Regions from separate parts of the Homo sapiens genome. Here region 2 is linked to region 1. A link is a loop called in an ENCODE intact Hi-C map of the cell type or tissue named here. Cell type or tissue: CD4-positive, alpha-beta T cell. All regions are shown on one strand. Each heading gives the region's core, and the rest is flanking DNA. Links, peaks and the distances in the headings are about the cores only. Region 1 has its middle 11 kb from the start of CC2D2A. Region 2 overlaps FBXL5 (F-box and leucine rich repeat protein 5).

Region 1 (9,890 bases), core at 1,259-9,258:
ATCCATGTGCATTCTAAAATAATTATTTTAAACCACTACATTTTGGGGTCATTTGTTATGCAACAATAACAACTATAGGAGTTATACCTTTAAATAAATGAAAAAATATGAATGAATGAATGAATGAATGAAATACAGTCATGATTTTTTTACATGGAATTCTGAGGGACATACTTTTTACATGTTGCTGTAGTTTAAATGTTTTTTTCCACAATTCATGTTGAAGTTTAATTGCTATCGTAACAGTGTTGAGAGGTGGGACCTTTAAAAGGTGATTAGGTCATGGGGGCACCACCCTTATGAATGGATTAATGCTATCATTGAGGGAGTGTGTTAATGATCACAGGAGTAGTTTTCTGGTAATAAGGATGAGTTCTGCCCCCATCCTCTCTCTGCATCACAGTTTGCTCACCATGTGATCCTTTCAGTATGTTATGATGCAGCAAGAAGACCCTCACCAGATGCCACTTCTCAATCTTGGACTTCCCAGCCTCCAGAACTGTGAGCCAAATAAATATCTTTTCTTTATAAATTATACAGTCTGTGGTATTATTTTATAGCAGCAGAAAATGGATTAAAGGACATGTTGTCTTAGTTGGCTTGGGCTGCCATAACAAAATATCATCGACTGAGTGGCTTAAACAACAGACATTTATTTCCTGCAGTCCTAGATGCTGAAGTTTGAGAACAAAGAGTGACATTGTCAGGTTCTGGTGAAGGTTCCCTTCCTGGCTTGTAGATGGCCACCTTCTATCTGTGTCCTCACAGGCTAGAGATCAAGTGAGCCCTGCTCTCTTTCTCTTATAAGGACACTAATCCTATCATGGACGCCCCACCCTCATGATCTCGTCTGAACCTAATCACCTTCCCAAGACCCCACCTCCAAATGCCATCACATTACGGGGTAGGTCTTCAACATATGCATTTTGCAGGTAACACAAACATTCAGTATGTGACACATGTATACCTAAAAAAAAATAAGCAAATGCATTCAATGCCTTTGAGGATAATGCCACTAAAGTATGATGCATTTGAAGCCTCTTTGGGAGACTAGGATACTGTACAACACTAAAAATTATAGAGCCCGATATGAGACTACTATGCTATATTCTCTTTGGGGTAAAGCTGCAGTGGTGCATTATTTAGGTCAATAAATGGCTAAAATATGCCTTTCACACTTGTACATGTGAAACACAATCGTAGCTTTAGGTGAATGTGTCATTTTTACTGGTTCTTTGAATTTTATACTACTTTTGATTGTAGCTGATTCATTCTCTCTGAAAGAAAAATTTATCACAAGGGAAAACCTGACTAAAATAAGGTTCAAGTTGGACACTGAAGAATGACTTTTGAATCATAAATTTTATAAAACCATGCCTTTCAATTTGGATTTATCTTTTCCAGTTTACTGAATTACATACCTCTCTCCCTCAAACATAACTTGAACTCCAGCAAATTAGAACCTCTTGGGTTTATAGTAAATAGAGAGAAACACTTATTGACTCAGATACATTGACTGTGTAGCCCATTTTTATTTTATAGATACTAAAGCATTTAATTTTCTTCCTCTAGTGCTATGATTTTCAATCTGTTTTGAATTGCACACTTTCTTCTTATTTGCTGCATTTCACAACATTCTCACTTTCTAAGAGAGCTGTTGGAGCTATAGAGAATAAAATGCTGTAAGACTCATTTTATTTAGAGAGTCATGTCATAATTTGAATTAACTAGAGATGCTCTTACATATCAGAGAAAACTGCTGCTCCAGTATAAGTAGTGAATTTTTGTTATTTTTGTTGAAAAGGATATTTTTCTATAATTTTTATATTCTTTTCTCTCCAGCTACTTCCCTTAAATGCATCTCACTGGCAGGACCTGCTTCACCAGCTTAGTGTACAAATATCATCAGAACTCTTTCATTTTCTGTGTAGTTGCTTGAAAATATTCTTGCCCTTTTTAGCAGGGCATGTAATGTCTCCGTCTTGAAGCTTCATTGCTCTCTAGAATTGCTCATAAATCTTGAGGGGCTCACTTGATTCAAAGGGTAACCCTTTGTGCAAATGCCAATGGAGAGAGAAGTAGCTAGTCAATTACTGCTGGAAATGGTTCCCAAGAAGTCTAAGCAATTTTGCTCTCAGCTACATTGATGTTTCTGTTAGTCATACCAGCTGCCTCACATTAGAGATTCCAGGTTTACCCTCTTTCAGGTTATACTAGTGCTTTTCAACCAATTTTGACCCTCTTGGACATTTGGCAAAGTTTGGGGATATTTTTGGTTGTCACAACTTGGTGGGGGGAAGGGAGTGCTACTGGCATCTCATGGGTAGAAGCCAGGAATACTGCTAAACATCCTACATTGCATAGAACTGTCCCCGCACTGCCATTCCAACATAAAAAAATTATCTGTCCACGTATGTCAAGGATGCTGAGGTTGAGAAACCCTGTTTTTTCCAATATGATTTACACCCATATGATCTGCTACTGCTTCCAGAATTTAGCAGGTTTTAAGACCTCAATCCCAGGTTACATTTAAACCAGGAATGGACCCTCCTGGAGCCCAACATCCTCTGAGTTCTAGTTTGAACCATAGTCACCAATCCACAGCCCACAAACTCCCTTTCCTCATGTTGCATTCCCCTCCATAGAGGCAAGTATCCTTTTTGGCTGATCAATCTCAGTTTTAACCAACCAAGTTTATCACTGAGTTTTTAATGCTATTGAAATTCAGCAGAAAAGAAATTAGTATCAAAATTTCTTTTTCCTCTAGGAGGTTTCTTGGCTCCCTTTGCAGATTTATTCAATGTATGTCAAAGAGCACAAGGGGCATTTTGAAAATTGGGGAGCATCAGTCATGCCACAGAAAATGATGTTATATTCCCATTTTCCAGGGCAGTGGGTGTCCACTTGCCTTACATTTGCATAATCAAGATGAGTTGCTCACAGGACTCTCCATTTGAAACAAGATCTTACCCAAGGAGACTTACTGAGCTTACTAGAGAGAGGATTAGCTGATAATACCCTCCTGATTAAAAAGTAGGTTTTGCTTTCCTACACAGCCTGATCCATCTTTCATTTTTTCATGCCCTGTGATGCCACAAATTGTACTGTATTTCCTTCCAATGCAGCAATTGCTAAAGATACTTGGGAAAAAGGCAGTTTGCTAGACTCAATATAAGAATGACCTCTCTGCTATTCCAGCTCAAGAATTTTCAACTCTTTGCTGTTTGTAGCCACAGCTCCTGGTACAGACAACTTTGCTTTACCCTCTGATGCAGAAGCTTGGGGACCTGTAGGGGTTTGGGTGCTTATATTGGTACAGAGCATAGATTGGTAAAAAAAAAAAAAAAAAAAAAAAAAGTACCCAGGAGCATCTATACTTGTTTCCTGAATTCTGCTAAATTGAGAAGCTATGTTTCCAACATCCTTAGATGGACTAGGGTATAAATAGAATTTTCATGGACTTGCCTCTGATCTCAGTCACTGTTGATGTTTTTGGAAATGCATGGCAGATTCCAAAGAACTGACTAGCAAACAGATTTCTAGAGTAAAATCCATCCATAAATTGGTAGCTGCTTGTGTTCTCACTATTTGAGAGATGGAATTTGGAGCAGAGGACAAAGGGTTGCCTGCTACTATGCATCATTCTGCTCTCTGGGGCTTGGACTCTGAGGGGCTTTGCCATACTAGAGGATTTTCCTGTCAGGGAAATATGGACACTGCCATGTACTGTCCAACTAGGGCCAAACAGAAAAACAGTAGCACTGCAAGGACCCAGCCAACTTCATGACGGTGGACTAGATTTTGTGGATCACAAGTGCCATCATATCTAGTTGCCAGCTTTTAGTAATTCTCTGTGTTATAATTTTCGCCTCTTATCTCTGACACATCTGTAAAATCTTATAATTGTTCCCTTAGAGACTCATCTATGCTGTGGGGGAATTACAGAAAGAATTTATATCCATGCTCGAGATGAGAGGGTAAAGTAAAGAAGAGTAATTTCAGTAGCAAGAATGATGGTATCAGTGGAGATTGCTAAAATTCTCAAAAGGCAAGTAAATTTTAGGAACAATGATTGGGGATCAGTGTTGAGCGTAAGTTTGCCCCTTCCTATATGGAGATTTTCTCTCCTCACTGCCAGCCTGGGTTATTTTTCCAAGGGATCCTGAGAATCACTCACGCTTTCTCCATGATACTAATGTATGCTTGAGACCTTCAAGACTCCCTCCTAATTCAAGTCTCTGCTAACACCAGAAAAGGATCCATCATCATTAACAAGCCTGCCTTCTTTCTTTATCCTTCTAGTGCTTACCACTAGCATAGCTGTTGACACATCATTTTGTCTTTCCTGCTGGGTTTCCATTGCTCAGGGAAGCTCCTGGTGCATAGCAGACACTCAGTAAATATGTTGAGTGATTGAAGGAACAAACCAACACACAAAGCAAAGCCTTCACTGAGTCCTTATATAAGGAGAAGAACTTATGACTGAGAATCTAAAAAACATATGACTGAGATCTAAAAAACACAAACTGATGACTGAGAGTCTAAAAAACACAACCTACTTTCGAATCAGCTGTGTGGATTCAAAGAGCCAGAAATGCTGCATCTGTTAAATTTGGAAAGTCGTCACTAGTAGGAGGGGGTTCCATGGGCCAGTGAAGAGGTCTTTTAGGAGTAGTAGCATTTAGTGTGAAACTGAACTGCTGGCCTCAAATCTTAAATCTGCCATTTGCTAGTTGGGTAGCAAGACAGGTAGCTTTTGGTTTTAGTTGGTGTTTAATTTCAAATTAAAATTTATCTTTCCATCAATTTATTCATCCATCTGACATTTATTTAGTGCCTGCCACATGGCAGATGTGGTGCAAAGTACTAGAGATTCAAAGATGATTAAGAAAAAATCCTCACCCTCTAGCTGTTTACCATCCAGTGAGGTTGAAACCTCTTGATATGGTTTGGTTGTGTCCCCACCCAAATTTAATCTTGAATTGTAGCTCCTATAATTCTCATGTGTTGTGGGAGGGACCCAGTGGGAGATAATTGAATTATGGGAGTGGTTTCCCCCATACTGTTCTTGTGGTAGTGAATAAGTCTCACGAGATCTGATGGTTTTATAAGGGGAGACCCCCTTCACTTGGATCTCATTCTCTCTTTTGTCTACTGCCATGTAAGATGTGCCTTTTGCCTTCTGCCATGATTGTTAGGCCTCCCCAGTCAGGTAGAACTGTGAGTCCATTAAACCTTTTTTTCTTTATAAATTACCTAGTCTTGGGTATGTCTTTATCAGCAGCGTGAAAACGGACCTCTAGTCACACTTATCCCATCAAGCTTTGCAGGAAACCACAGAGGGATTATCTGATAACGAAATGTCATTTTTACTCTAATTGTTTATGAATTACAGTGTATATGACTAAGTAGCTTTAATAAATGTATACTAGGCAATGGGAGGAGATCCACATGGAAGACAGAAGACCTTGACTCTAGTCCCATCTTAGCGACCACTGACAAGGCCCTCATCGTTTATGGATCTCTGTTTCCTCTTCTGGAATATGAGGTGGGCAGAGAAAGTTGATTTCTAAAGTTTCTCCTAGCCCGCACTTGGATTTTACATAATCTCTGGAAATGGTCTCTAATAGAGTAGTTATTGTTGCTGGCCACTAGAGGTCAGTACCTTAAAAAGTAAACTGGATTCTCCTGCCATCAAAGTATGCCTTGAAGCAAAAGCAAAATTACTGTTTTCTTATCTTGGTTAGGAAGAAACATTCCCAAAGAAACAGTTTTCTCCTTGACATATTAGAGCTTGTAAGATGACATTTCCAAACTCTGGCTGAGCATTCACTGCAGAGTTCACTAACAATCTTAGTGTGAGAGATGAAGGAGCAGAAGGTCTGGCCCTAGCTAGTGAAGAACGTATGGTTTCTGCACAGACCTGAATGCATTGATAGCTGTGTAACAGGAGGAAAGAGGAACTGAAAATGACTCTTCTGTAGAGCAAGCCCCTCACTGTATCCAGTGGTGCACTTGCCCCTATCTGGTCACTGAGAATTAAAAGGTAAATATGTTTTTAGATCAGCTCTTTTCTCATAGATGTGGTAGGGAAGGCACAATTTTTGTTCCTTTCCCTGAGTTCCTGCTGCTCTGAAAGATAGGAACTTCCACTCTCTTAATAATTAGTGGCTTACCTCTCCATGGCTCCTTCTGGTGGAGGGAGGAGGAGGGATTTCTCTGATTGGTGAGATGGCAAGAGTCTGGTACCCCCTGGGCTCTGTGTTGGGAGTGGGCTGTGTGTAAAAAGTCACTTGCACATGTGGCCTCTCTTGGGTTCTATGAGCTTGATTTGAGGGGAGGGAGACCTCTGTTCTCTTTGAGGCTGAATGGAAAAGTTTCTGTTGTGGGATGCTAATCAGGTCTAGACCTGGAGGCAACTACTGGGAAGTTTGTTTCAACCTCATATCCAAGTTGCTCTCTCTGATTTGGTGCTACCAGTAGGAAGACAAGTATTTTGGTACATATGTGGCTTCTGTGTGCATTTCTCAATTGGCTTGGCACCCTCAGGGGTGAGGAGTGGGATTAAATGGAAGCCCTTCTCAAATCCTATCAGTGGAGGTGGATTAATATAGTCCCCTCACAATTCTAATGACTGCAGGCTTGCTTGTGATGTTGTTGGTGTAGGGTTTAGGTAAGAGTGGGGCTCAGGGTTGTCCTTGGGGATACAGGACCAGGGAAAGGAGACAGATACAGCCCTCAACAACTTATGCAGCTGAAACCAAACTGAAATGAATATAAGGGGCAAATAGTAGAAAAAAATCATTAAAATTCAACTTGAGGAGTGTGTAGGAGAGAGATGTTTTGTTCTGCTTTGCCTAAGTCATGGTAGTTGTGCAAAAAGTGTTGGTCTTAAAACTCAGGCTTCTTTTGGTACAAGGTGGTTCTGTGTCCCCCAGCTGCTCCCCTTTACCCTCTCCCATCCCGTTACCTCTTTATTCACAAGAGAAGAAAAACAAATAGAAAAGATCTCCAACAATTGTCCAAATAATTCATTCATTTATATAGACATTTCTTCATTCATTCATTCATTCATTCATTCATTCATCCTACCAATATTTACTGAGCTTTGATTATGCACCAGGCAGTTTCAGGTACAGGGAACTAAGCAGACAATACCCCCTTCTCTTGTGGGGCCAACATTTATTTGAGGGTTGACCAAGTACGGTGGCAGATGAAGTCATTGCCTCTTCCATATCCCTTGCATTAACCAATTCAGGGTGCTTTGATAGATTTTTAACTGTCTTATCTCCATCTCTGTGCCTGAAGCCTTTTTTCAGAACCCTGCAAAGTCACTTTACCTGAGCACCAAAGGCACTCTCAAAGTGCTGGAAAAATATTGATCCTGAGAGCGGTCCTCAGCCAATGACTCTTGGGAGTTGGTCTTTAAACACTCCGGCTTCCTCCCTTTTTGGGTGAGCTGATTCGGTGTGTGTTATCCTGTTCTCCTGGGCAGCTCCTTGGGATGAGCTTCAATCAACCACAATGGCAGTTAGCTTACAGACACAGTTATTGTTGCTCTGTTGCTTCCTCACTACCCTATTGGTGTTTCCTGCAACTCCCAAATAACCACTTATACTCAAGTCCTTGTCTCAGAGTCTGCTTTTGGGGGAAATCTGCTAAAATTGTCATTTTTTACATATATTACCACATTTTGTTCTTGCAAAGACCCTGTGAAATTATGAACTGAACATCGCAGTGCCTACCTGATGACACACTTTTGGAAAAAAAACAAAACAAAACTGCCTACATCTCGTGCTGATGGGCTTTGAGCAGGCAACTGTGCTTTATACCAGTATTCACAGTCCTAGCTGATGGGACCGAAGGAGGGTGTGGATCAGCTGCAGCCAATCCCCAGGCTGGCTCTTTGATAAACAGGGGCCTGCCAAACATGAGATCCTCACTCTGGGGATTTGAACTGAGACATGAAGAAAGAGTCAGCAGGGATTGAGCAATTGGAGCTAAAGCAAAGAACATGTCATGAACTAGAGCTGGGCTGGGAGATGCCAGCAGAGATTGAAATGATGAGAAATCAGAATCCATGCTGTAGAAAAGGCAGATAACAGGGTGAGGAAACCTGTGAGTGGTATGAGAAGCCCATGGATGCAAAAGAAGCAGAGACGTGAAGCAGAGTGGAGTCAAGTTCTTCACTGAGGGCCAGTGTCAGGATCTACCCTGGCCTCCACCAAGGCCCTGGAGGGCTGTTGGAGCCACTCAGCTGGAAGTAATGGCCTATAAGGCCTGGTCCAAGCAGAACTCCAGCACCCATTACTCCTGCTCTGATTTTGTAAAATAGCGATTTCAGAAGGCAGTTGCCAAGTTTTGCTTTTAATTGGGAGTGCAAAACTAGGTATAGCCTTGCCTATTGAATTAGAATACAAGAGTTTCCAAACTTTCGTTAGAACTGGAAGGGTAACCAAAGGCTCCTTTAATTCAGGGAAGGCAAGTTGATTTCATCTCAAGGGTACATGCTTGTTGATGGATGGACCTGGAGACTTTGTTGAGAATTCTGAGGCTGCCCTGGGGCACAGTGGGAAGAAATGCTTCTATCTATTACCAATGTCTGCCATGAGTTTGGAGAAAGACAGCACTTACTTTCCACCACCAATCCAGTGTGGAATCAGAGGCTTAAAGGATTTAGGTGATTTGTCTAAAAGTCACACAAAGCTGATTATTGGAATTCCTGGGGCTAGATCTTGTCTTCTGACTTTCCACCCAAAAGATTCTCTAATGGCTTTCTCATCCAGCTAACTTTGGCCCTTTAAAACTGTTTTAGGAAGCTAAGAATCCCTTCTCAAAAGAACAATTACTTCTTGTTATATGAGAAATTATATGCACGGCCTTCCAAAAAGTTAGTTGGACTCATATTTATGTTTTTGTAGGTGAATTTTTGTTCATAATTTAGAGTTGCCAAATTTAGCAAAAAGGAATACAGGACACCCAGTTAAATATTTGAGACAGTTTTCTACTAAATGATTGTTATGTGAAATTTATATTTGAATCTTCTGAATTTTATCTGGCAACCCTAAAAGGGAATCAGGTGGGCAACTCCTTGTGTGGACACACCTTGATATATTGATGGATATATGGCTTCTGGGCCCTGACCATCTCACATACTAACCTTCTAGTTATTATTTGTCAATATTCTGACCAACTGGGACATCTCAGGAGGCTGTGCTTTAATTTTAGTTCTACATGTAGTAAGACCTGGATGTTTTCTGTAGAAAATCCTTGCAACTCTCTTTGTTGTTCTGGAGTAATAATAATAGTAAGACCTGAGTGTTTTCTGTTTCAGTAACAATGGGGATGCTCAGTGGTGCCAAATTTATCTGAAACTGTGGTTGGAATAGATCACTGAGACTTTGTTTTTTCTTGTTTATTTCCACCAAGGCAGCATCTCACAATCTTGTAAAAGATAGTACTTTTGTAATGAAAGAGCATCTATGCAACCCCTTAGAGTTTATGATTTTTCTCCTTTTAGTGCTAGCAGATCATTTTTTGGAACCCTAACTATATTGGGCAAGTCTTTACTTCGGTAAGTTCTGCCACCTCCATGATGGCACTGGAGTGAAGCCATGAATTCAGTCTTCTTCATATAGCTGCTCATAAATGCCTTTGCCATCTGACAAATGCATTGGTTCTGAATGACTTCATACTGTTGTAATCCATTGGGTTCATAGTTCTGGACTAAGAAAAACTCAATAAAATGATGTAAACTCAAGACTAATTTCCCTCCCTGTTCTAGTTAGGAAGAAACAATTTAAAAACATATAAACTAGTATTACTTGGTGGTAATCTTGCTTTAAAAAATCCTCTGGAATAGACATCCAGGTACGCCACCAGGAAACTTT
Region 2 (9,890 bases), core at 786-8,785, 190 kb before region 1:
CCATCTTCTCCCTCCCTCCATTCTGAAAATTTAGAAACACCCAGTTCACATGAGTTGGAAACACCAGGACTGTCTAGGACAATGGTTTGCAACCTTGGTTGCTTATTAGCCTTAAACTAAAAACTATTAGAAGTCCTGATGTCTAGGTCACTAAAATTAGGATTTCACCCAGACATCAGGTATAAATGATTAAAGCTCTCCATTTGAGTGCAGTATGCAGCTGAGGGTGAGAACCACTCATCTAGGAGAAGCATGAGGAATGGTTAAGCCATTAAGCAAGAGGGTATATCCCTGAATTTTTTACTTAGCAGTATTATAGTGTTTTTATCCTCTCTGGCTTTTGAATATCGTTCATTCAGACACCATTCTTTAATAGCAGGAAAGAAAAAAAAAATGGTCTCAAAAATCGAAAGTGGAAGTGAAGACTAACAGAATCCAAGGTTTTCTCTCCACTTTAGACTGTGGAGAGGTAGCCTAGGATCACCTGAAATTATATGGAAAATTTTGTGCGTGTGTCCATTTTCCTAGGGTGTTTGTAGCTTTCATCGATTTCCAGATGATTGTGACCTCCCAAAATAAAGAATCACAATTTAATTTACTTGCAGACTAAGGCTAAGCAGCCTTATTTTAAAATTTTCAAGAAGTTAGTCGCTCTTTTTCTGTCTCTTCCTGGTGGTTGAGAGTATTTGAACAAATTTTGAAAATGCAGTTGCTTTTTTACAAGATATCTGAGCCAAGAGTCTTTTCAGTAATGTTCCCACTTGCATAACTAGTTTAATAAAGCATTTTCAATTTGACATGGTGTAAGTCAAAATTATTACTAATTCTGAATTAATTAGATATAGTTAATGAGATTGTTGTATACGTTTATCACGAAGATTAAAAGTCCAATTTTCTGAACTGAAACTGAGGCGATTTAGGGAAAAAAAAATGCATAGGAATTTTACATCTGGATTTCTTCTTGATACTGATAGCCAATGGAAATCTCTCTTAGGATGTCCTTTGGGAGCTAGAGTGGAAAATAAGTATTTTGTAATGGTTCAGTAATCTTAAAGGAATTAAAGGAAGAGTACCTTGTTTGTTTTTATCCATTTATCATCTCACGTTTTGCCATCCTTTGGTTGTATAGACCAAGGATATCCAACCAAACAGTTTACAATAAAACTATATAAAATGAGAACTAGTTTTTATGCTCAGACTAAAAAGGTACAAAATAGTTATTTCACTGTACAAATTTGGGCTCTGAATGCCCAGTTATTATCAAGAAGTCAGTTACTATTTTCAATATTGAACTTCTCAAGTAGAATGTATTTTAGAAGCATCCATTTATTTACTAGCATCAAGTAAACCACTTATATGCTTAAGCCAGTTAGTATAATGTATTCCAAAGTTATGTTAGTCTACTTATTTTTTAGGTATAAAGGTGAATAGGATGAGAAAATAAATTTTCAAAAGCTGACAGATGTATGTCTTAGACCATTTTAAATATTGCTGTACAATACCCGATTTAATACTTTGCCCATGGATTTCTTTTTACATCTGTAAAAAGTTTTATGGAAAGGTTTTTCACCTTTGTTATCCAGACAACAGTGCTTTGAGTTATGTAAAGACAAGGTATTTCTGTTTTATAGCTGGGGACTTAGAGGCCTAGATTAGCTAGGCCAAGGTTACATAAGCAGCTAGTGGTAGATTCAGATGGAAACCCAAGTCATTGTTAGGATTCCTAGTTTAATTTTCTTTATATTAAATCATAGTAGTTTCTTACTTTTTTGGGAACAATCTGCTAAGAAATCTCCTGCTAATTCACTGACCTTTCAGACTGGGATGATGTTAGTAAATATTTATATTGAATGACATCCTTTTTCCATTTTACTTCAATTTCTCAGTCTTTTCTCCAGTTCTCCAAGGTTAACTCCATTAATTCTGTCAGTGAGCATTGGAGTTTCTACCGTCTACTCTGTAGTAGCTTGTACTACAGAAAGACGTTGGCAATGTGACATGTGGTCTCTAGTCTCAAAAAGTTTACAGTCCAGTATGTAATAACATCTATGCTAGGATGGAAATCCAAATAGGGTATAGTGGGAGCAAAGGGAGTTACACGGTCAGCTCCACATTAAAGTGTCAGGAGTGGTCTCTTTGAATTGATTTCTGAGAGAAGAGTAGGCTGTGGTTGTCAGGATGTGGTTAGTTCAGAGATTCCCAGGCTTATATATAAACCAGTTATTAAAAACTCAAGTGGTGGAGGCCTTAAGGTGTGCCCAAATTTTTCAGGTAAGGGTATTAAAAGTGCTGTTTACTTTTATGAAAGAATTTATTTATACATTTATTTATACAGATAGGACATTTTATGACCCAAAACTCTTAAGTGGGAAGAAGCTTAGAGTAATTTGAATATATCCTTTTTTAAAAAATGAGTGAGTATAGCTTTATTGTCAGTTTTCCTTCCCCCCTCCGCCATTTTTCTGCATACCTGTAACAATTTATTGACTGGCATTTGAGAAGATTGGCTTAGTGGAGAAAATATTGAATTGAGACCTGTGGAAGAAGGAAAAGGGAATTTAATGAGTTCTTACTACATGTCTACATTGTTTCTTTTAATCTTCACGAACTACTTAAGCCAAATATTATCCTTCATTTAAAGTTGAGGAAACAGTCTTAGTGGTTAAGTAACTTACCCAACTCATTCAATTAGTAATTAGTAGAGCCTGAATTTTAATCTTAGGATTTTTTTTCCCCTTCGGAAGCCCATGGGTTTTGCATTACCTTACTAGTTCTGCTACTTATTGGTAGCTCTATGATTTTATGCAAAACAGTTTACCTGTGGGTCATCATTTTTTCCATCTGTAAATTTGATCAGCTACTTACTAAGGTTTCTTCACTGAGTATAAGTCTCCCTTGATTAAATTAAAGCATTGTCTGAGTGAGTAGACAAAGTAAAAATGTATTTGGGGGAATAATATATGTGTTTTTGTTATGCCGTTTTCTTATCTATTTTTGAATGTACTGTATCGTCTTTAAGTGACATACCACTTTTGAGAATCAGTTTGAAACCAGGCTGTAATACTTGATTTATCACTGTAGAATGTCTGAGACAGAAAGTCAGTTATAGGTTGGGTGCAGTGGCTCATGCCTGTATCCCAGCACTTTGGGAGGCCGAGGCAGGTGGATCATGAGGTCAGGAGTTCAAGACCAGCCTGGCCAAGATGGTGAAACCTCATCTCTACTAAAAATACAAAAATTAGCTGGGCATGGTGGCGGGGTCCTGTAATCCCAGCTACTCAGGAGGCTAAGGCAGAATTGCTGGAATTGGCGATTGCACTCCAGCCTGGGCGACAGAGTGAGACTCTGTCTCAAAAAAAAAAAAAAAAAAAAAAAAGAAAGTCAGTTATAAATCCTTTTAAAATGTGGAAGATATCATGTTACTATTTGTTAATTATGTGCGTCCTTTTATATATATAAGTTCTTTGTTGAATTTGTGAGGCATCAGAGTATATAACTTTATAGGTCACTAGGAACCTTTATATTTTACTGTAGAAGAGTGCTCTTCAAAATGTGTCCTGTGACCTATTAGTAGTAGGTCATAAATCTCTTTTGTGGGTCCGAAACAGCATTAAAAATTTAAACCGAAAAGTAAATACTAGAGTACATCACAGATAAGAGAGGGAAATACTGTTCCCTGAAATTTGTTTGAAGTGTTTGTGATGCGTGTGAATCTGGATTGCACTATATTTCATACTGAAGGTCATGGTTAACAGTATTTGAAAAACAGTTTTCTAGAGCAACATTTCTTAACCAAAGCATTATTGACATTTTGAGGCAGATGATTTCTTTTTTATGGGGGCTGTCCTGTGCGTTGTAGGATGTTTAGCCACATCCCTGGGTTTTATCCACTAGGTGTCAGTAGTACATTTCCGGTGGTGACAACCAAAACTGCCTCCAGATCTTGCCTTTTATCTCTGGGGGATGGGTAGTGGGGTGGCAAAATTACTGCCTTGGTGAGAGCTGTTGCTTTAGAGCAAGTGTTCTTTCTGACAATTTACTCTCTTGTATCTGAAAAGATAGCTTTATTAATGGGACTAACATTGTGTATGTAGAAAAGTCATAGATGTTAGAGTTTTAGGGACTTGGTCTCGGTTTTGTTGTTCACTAGTTGTATGATGTGGGGTAAATTTTCTTCCTGAGACTCTGTTTGTTAGTCTGTAAAATGAGGATTTTGATATCTACTTTTTAGGTTGTTTTAAGAATTAAATATATAAAAACACTAGGGTAATTTCTCACACATCATTGGCTTCCTTCCGTATGTCCTAGAACCATTAGTGTCCAGGTTTTTTTTCTCCATAAAGTCTATATGTGAAGGCAAACAATTTTAAAAACTATTTATATAAACAGATTTCAAAAAAGTTAAATTGTGTATATTCTGTTTATTCTTTTCTTTCTTTCTTTTTTTTTTTTTTTTTTTGAGACGTAGTCTTGCCCTGTCTCCAGGCTGGAGTGCAGTGGTGTGATCTTGGCTCACTGCAACCTCTGCCTCCCGGGTTCAAGCAATTCTTCTGCCTCAGCCTCCTGAGTAGCTGGGTCTACAGGCGTGTGCTAACCACGCCCAACTAATTTTTGTAGTTTTAGTAGAGGTTAGCAGAGATGGGGTTTCACCATGTTGGCCTAGATCTCTTAACCTTGTGATCCGCCTGCCTCGGCCTCCCAAAGTGCTGGGATTACAGGCGTGAACCACTGTGCCCGGCCCTGGTTATTCTTTTAACTGCTAAATTTACTAACTTTAGGTACCGGGTTAAAAATGTTTGCACTTTTCATGTGGAGAAAAACTGAGTTGGGTAGTATCTTTAAGGACTTTTCTCTCTGTTGCTCTTTTTTTTTTGGCTTTGTTTTCACTTCATCAAATCAACAAACATGTTGAGGATTTAATATAGATAAAAATCTTATTTCTTCAACCTGTTGTACAAAATATTTTGTATTCTCCACCAAGAATTTAACTTGATCTGTTGATCTGTTGATCATTTTTTCCCAGCTTTATTGAGGTATAATTGACAAATAAATATTGTATATATTCAAGGTGTACAATGCAATGCTTTGATATACATGTACATTGTATAATGATTACCAAAATCAAATTGACACATCCATCACCACAAACGATTACCCTTTGTGTGGGAGTGGTAAAGACACAGAGGATGTACTCTCAGCAAATTTCAAGTACATAATACAGTATTATTAGCTATAGTCACCATACTGTACCTTATATCCCCAGAACGTACTCATCTTAGAACTGAAAGTTAGTGTTCTTTTTTCAGCATCTCCCCATTTTCTCCATCCCCTGCCCCAACAACCACCTTTCATATTCTCTGCTTCTGTGAGTTCTACTTTAGATTCCATATATAGTGAGATCATACATTATTTATCTCTCTGTCTCTGGCTTATTTCACTTAGCTGTCTTCCAGGTTCATCTATGTTGTTGCAAATGACAGGATTTCCTTTTTTATGACTGAATAATATTTTATTGTATATATCACATTTTCTTTACTCATTTGTGGACAAGCACTCAGGTTGGCTCCATATCTTGGCTATTATGAATAATGCTGCATTGAACATGGGAGTGCAGATATCTCTTAGAGATCCTAATTTTATTTACTTTGAACATATACTCAGGAATGGGATTGCTGGAACTTATGAAAATTACATTTTTAATTTTTTGAGGAATTTCCATACTGTTTTCCATAATGGCTGTACCAATTCCTTTCTAATGATATTTTATTTTGGTCTGAATACAGAATTAATAACAGAAAAGCCTACTAAATAAGCCTTACAGATGCCTAGGTAGGGCTTATATTCTGTGTTCTTTATATTAACTTATTAAATTATCACAGGTAGCCAGGTGCAGTGGCTTGTGCCTATAATCTCAGCAACTCAGGATGCTGAGTCAGGAGGATCGCTTGAAGCCAGGACTTTAAGACCAGCTTGGCCAACATAGTGAGACCCCGTCTCTAAAAAATAAAAAAGTAACTGGGTGTGGTGCACACCACACCTGTAGTTCCAGCTATTCGGAAGGCTGAGGCCAGCAGGAGGATCACTTGAGCCCAGGAGTTTGAGGTTGCAGTGAGCTATGATCATGCCACTGCACTGCAGCCTGGGTGTCAGAGCAAGACCCTGTCTCAAAAAAATTCTCACAAGAACTCTGTGAAGTAGTTAATATTATTAGCCCTGTTTTACAGATGAAGAAACTGAGGTACAAAGAAATGTAATGACTTGCTGGTAGAATGGATTTACACCTAGGCAATCTTGCCCTAGAGTCAGTGCTTTTAACTACTGTGCTAGGTTAGCTGGATATAGATTCTACCTGTAATTTAGAGTCTCTTTATATAGTTACTATAGTTAATTTGACTGTCAGTTTGTGGCATGAAACTAATCTTTACCTTAATGTGTTATTAGATCTAAAAGAATTTCTAATAGTCTAATGAGAATATATGCAAAATTCCCTGTATGTCTTTTAATATATTATTTTTCTTAACTCATGTTAGGGCATTACAGTCTTCCCTTGGTATCCTCCTATTTTGTGGGAGATTGTTTTCAGGACACCCATGAATACCAAACTCCATAGATGCTCAAGTCCCTCAGATAAAATAGCATAGTATTTGCATGTAACTTACACATATCTTCCCATACACTTTAAATCATCTTTAGATTACTTATAATACATAATACAGTGAAAATGCTATGTATGTAGTTGTTATATTGTTTTTTGTTGTTGTTGTTTATTTTTATTTTTTTCAACATTTTCTTTCTTTTTTTTTTTTTTTTTTTTTGAGATGGAGTCTTGCTTTGTTGCCCAGGCTGGAGTGCAGTGGCATGATCTCGGCTCACTGCAACCTCTGCCTCCTGGGTTCAAGTGATTCTCCTGTCTCAGCCTCCCGAGTAGCTGGGACTACAGGTGCACACCACCACTCCCTGCTAATTTTTGTGTTTTTAGTAGAGATGGGGTTTCACCATGTTGGTCAGGCTGGTCTCGAACTCCTGACCTCAGGTAATCCACTCACCTCAGCCTCTCAAAGTGCTGGGATTACAGGTGTGAGCCACCATGCCCAGCCTTTTTCAATCCACAGTTGGTTGAATCTGTGGTTTCTGCATCCCCACGGAGGCTGACTGTGTTTACTTTTTGCCATTAAAAAAATAATATCTAGAAGCTGGAAACCATCATTCTCAGCAAACTGTCGCAAGGACAAAAAAACCAAACACCGCATGTTCTCACTCATAGTGGGAATTGAACAATGAGAACAACATGGACGTGGGAAGGGGAACATCACACACCGGGGCCTGTTGTGGGGTGGGGGGAGGGGGAGGGATAGCATTGGGAGATATACCTAATGTTAGATGACGGGTTAATGGGTGCAGCACACCAACATGGCACATGTATACATATGTAACAAACCTGCACGTTGTGCACATGTACCTAAAACTTAAAGTATAATAATAATAATAATAAAAAATATTTAGCATTAATGGTTTCTTTTGATTTTGTACCCTGCTTCTACTAAGGCTATTTTTAAGTTTGCCTTTTTTTTTTTTTCCAAAAAATGATACATGATAGTGTTTGCAGAGATTAGCCACCAATAGATTTTATTGTAATCTTGTGGGGCATTTCTTATGATTTAAAAAAAAATCTATAATATGTATTTAACCAAGTATGTCCTGCCTGTGTTTTTTGTGTGGCTTAAGAGCCAAGCATCACTTTTACATTTTTAAATAGTTGGAAAAAATCAAAAGAAGAATAGTATTTTGTGACATGTGAAAAATTATATGAAATTTGAATTTCAGTGTTTATAAAGTTTTATGGAAATACAGCTACAGTCATTCATTTACATGTTGTCTATGACTACTTTTGTGCTACAACTGCTGAGGTAAATAATTGCTACAGACCACATGGCCTGCAAAAGTTAAAATATTTATTACCTGTCCTTTTATAGAAAAGTTGCCAATTCTTGCTCTAGATTATTTACTTATGTATTGCAGTTAACTGTTCATTGTCTTATTTACCTTCACTGAAATGGAAACTCCATAAAGGCAAGAAATCTTTGTTTTGTTCATTGATATATCCCAGGTACCAAAGAACAGTGCCTGCCTCATCATAGCTACTCAGTAAATATTTGTATAGAGTAAAAAATGTATGAATTTATAAAAAATGAATATTTAATTTTCAAAATGATAATAGCTAATGTTTATTGAGTACTAACAACCATGTGAAATACAGATGTTTTATTATATCCATTTAACATCAAGATTAACACATTAAGAAAGAAAAGTAGGCCGGGCGTGGTAGCTTATACCTGTAATCCCAGCACTTTGGGAGGCCGAGGCGGGTGGATCATGTGGTCAGGAGTTCAAGACCAGCCTGGCCAAGATGGTGAAACCCCATCTCTGCTAAAAAATACAAAAATTAGCCGGGCGTGGTGGCGAGCACCTGTAATCCCAGCTACTCAGGAGGCTGAGGCAGGATAATCGCTTGAACCCAGGAGGCAGAGTCTGCAGTGAGCTGAGATCATGCCCCTGCACTCTAGCCTGGGCGACAAAGCAAGACTCTGTCTCAAAAAAAAAGAAAGAAAGAAAAGTAACTTACCCAGGGTTACACAGTTAAGTAATGGTAGAACTGGTATCCCATCCTAGAGAATGTGACTTTAAAACTGGTTCACTATGACTCTTAAAATGCATAATCCGCACTACTTTTTATAGAAGATAGTTAATTCTGTTATGTATAGTAGGAATAATTTTGTTTTAGGAGCTTCTATGTCATCTGTTTTGATGCTCTGTCATCAGACCGTCATTCCTGCTGATAATAGGCAATAAGACAGCTTAGATTATGTTCCATTTTAGGAATACTAGATACTTTAGAAAGCAAGTCTAGGAGGTATGGTGTTAGTAGCTTTTCCCCTTTCATCTACCCGTCTGTTGTATTTAACCTAATCAAGTTTCCCTCTTTAAAATTTCTGCCTGCCTGTATTTAGCATACATATAGAGTAATGAAATTTTAGGTTTAGAAGGGGCCTGGTTTAATCTCTTCTCTTTAAAGAAACCGTGATTTGTGCACATATCATTTTTCTGTGTCACCAGGCCCTCCAGAATGCAAACCAACATCTTCCTGGCCTAGTGCACTTTTTATTATACCATTATAACTTGTTAATTTATGAATTTCTTTTATTTGTACTTTAACCAAGTGTAAGGGAAGTATGCTGTGTGCAAAAGTGAATAGGGATGTATTTGAATATTTTTTATTTGTGCATATTTGCACGTATTTATTACACTTTTCTTTTTAAATTTTTATTCAGCTTTCTAAAACCAATTTTTCCAACAACAACGATTTCCGTGCTCTTCTGCAGTCTTTGTATGCTACTTTCAAGGAGTTCAAAATGCATGAGCAGATTGAAAATGAATACATTATTGGTTTGCTTCAACAACGCAGCCAGACCATTTATAATGTACATTCTGACAATAAACTCTCCGAGATGCTTAGCCTCTTTGAAAAGGGACTGAAGAATGTTAAGGTAAGTTGCAAAAATGGATATTCAACTGTCAAAACTTGTGCCATCTTCTGGTATATCATTGGCAAAACTTGTCACTGTTTTATAGTAAATGATGTAATGTTGAAAAAAATTATTTTGTCACTTGTTAAAGATGGCAAGGAAGACTATTTAAAAAGAACTACTGCAGTGGGGAGTTTGCAGTAGTGGAGAGAGATCAGTCCCGACGGTGAATACAGTAAGGACAAGTAGGGATTTATATCCAAGGGGCAAAGTGGGAAGAGTGGATGGAAAACTACTGAGGAAACATCAAGGCCAAGGGGATTCTTGCTAGACTAACTATAAAATTCTTGCTGAAGGCAAGAGGAT

Evidence for each region. A loop is a pair of places that touch in the nucleus more often than their neighbours do. Peaks named below come from ENCODE experiments on the same cell type or tissue, not always from the same donor. Only the 100,000 strongest peaks of a DNase experiment are listed, where the experiment ranks them.
Region 2: it touches region 1 in a loop (3-fold over the local background); 7 of 110 quality-filtered maps call a loop at or near these places.

What each region holds. Positions count from the first base shown.
Region 1 is chr4:15,453,524-15,463,413 of GRCh38, reverse strand. No RefSeq gene overlaps it. Among named protein-coding and RNA genes, the nearest start is that of CC2D2A, 11 kb to the left of the region's middle. In CD4-positive, alpha-beta T cell, for the core only: CTCF peaks have their summits at 5,441 and 5,641 (motif pointing right); a DNase peak (open chromatin) is centred at 5,663.
Region 2 is chr4:15,644,148-15,654,037 of GRCh38, reverse strand. FBXL5 (F-box and leucine rich repeat protein 5) reads left to right here. Exons shown (of 11, transcript NM_012161.4): 2 at 9,330-9,545. It also overlaps a transcript of FAM200B not described here. Among named protein-coding and RNA genes, the nearest start is that of FBXL5, 6.3 kb to the left of the region's middle. RefSeq lists silencers at 5,281-5,380, 6,649-6,874. In CD4-positive, alpha-beta T cell, for the core only: CTCF peaks have their summits at 3,673 and 3,873 (motif pointing right); DNase peaks (open chromatin) are centred at 2,167 and 3,927; H3K4me3 peaks cover 288 bases; H3K27ac peaks cover 836 bases.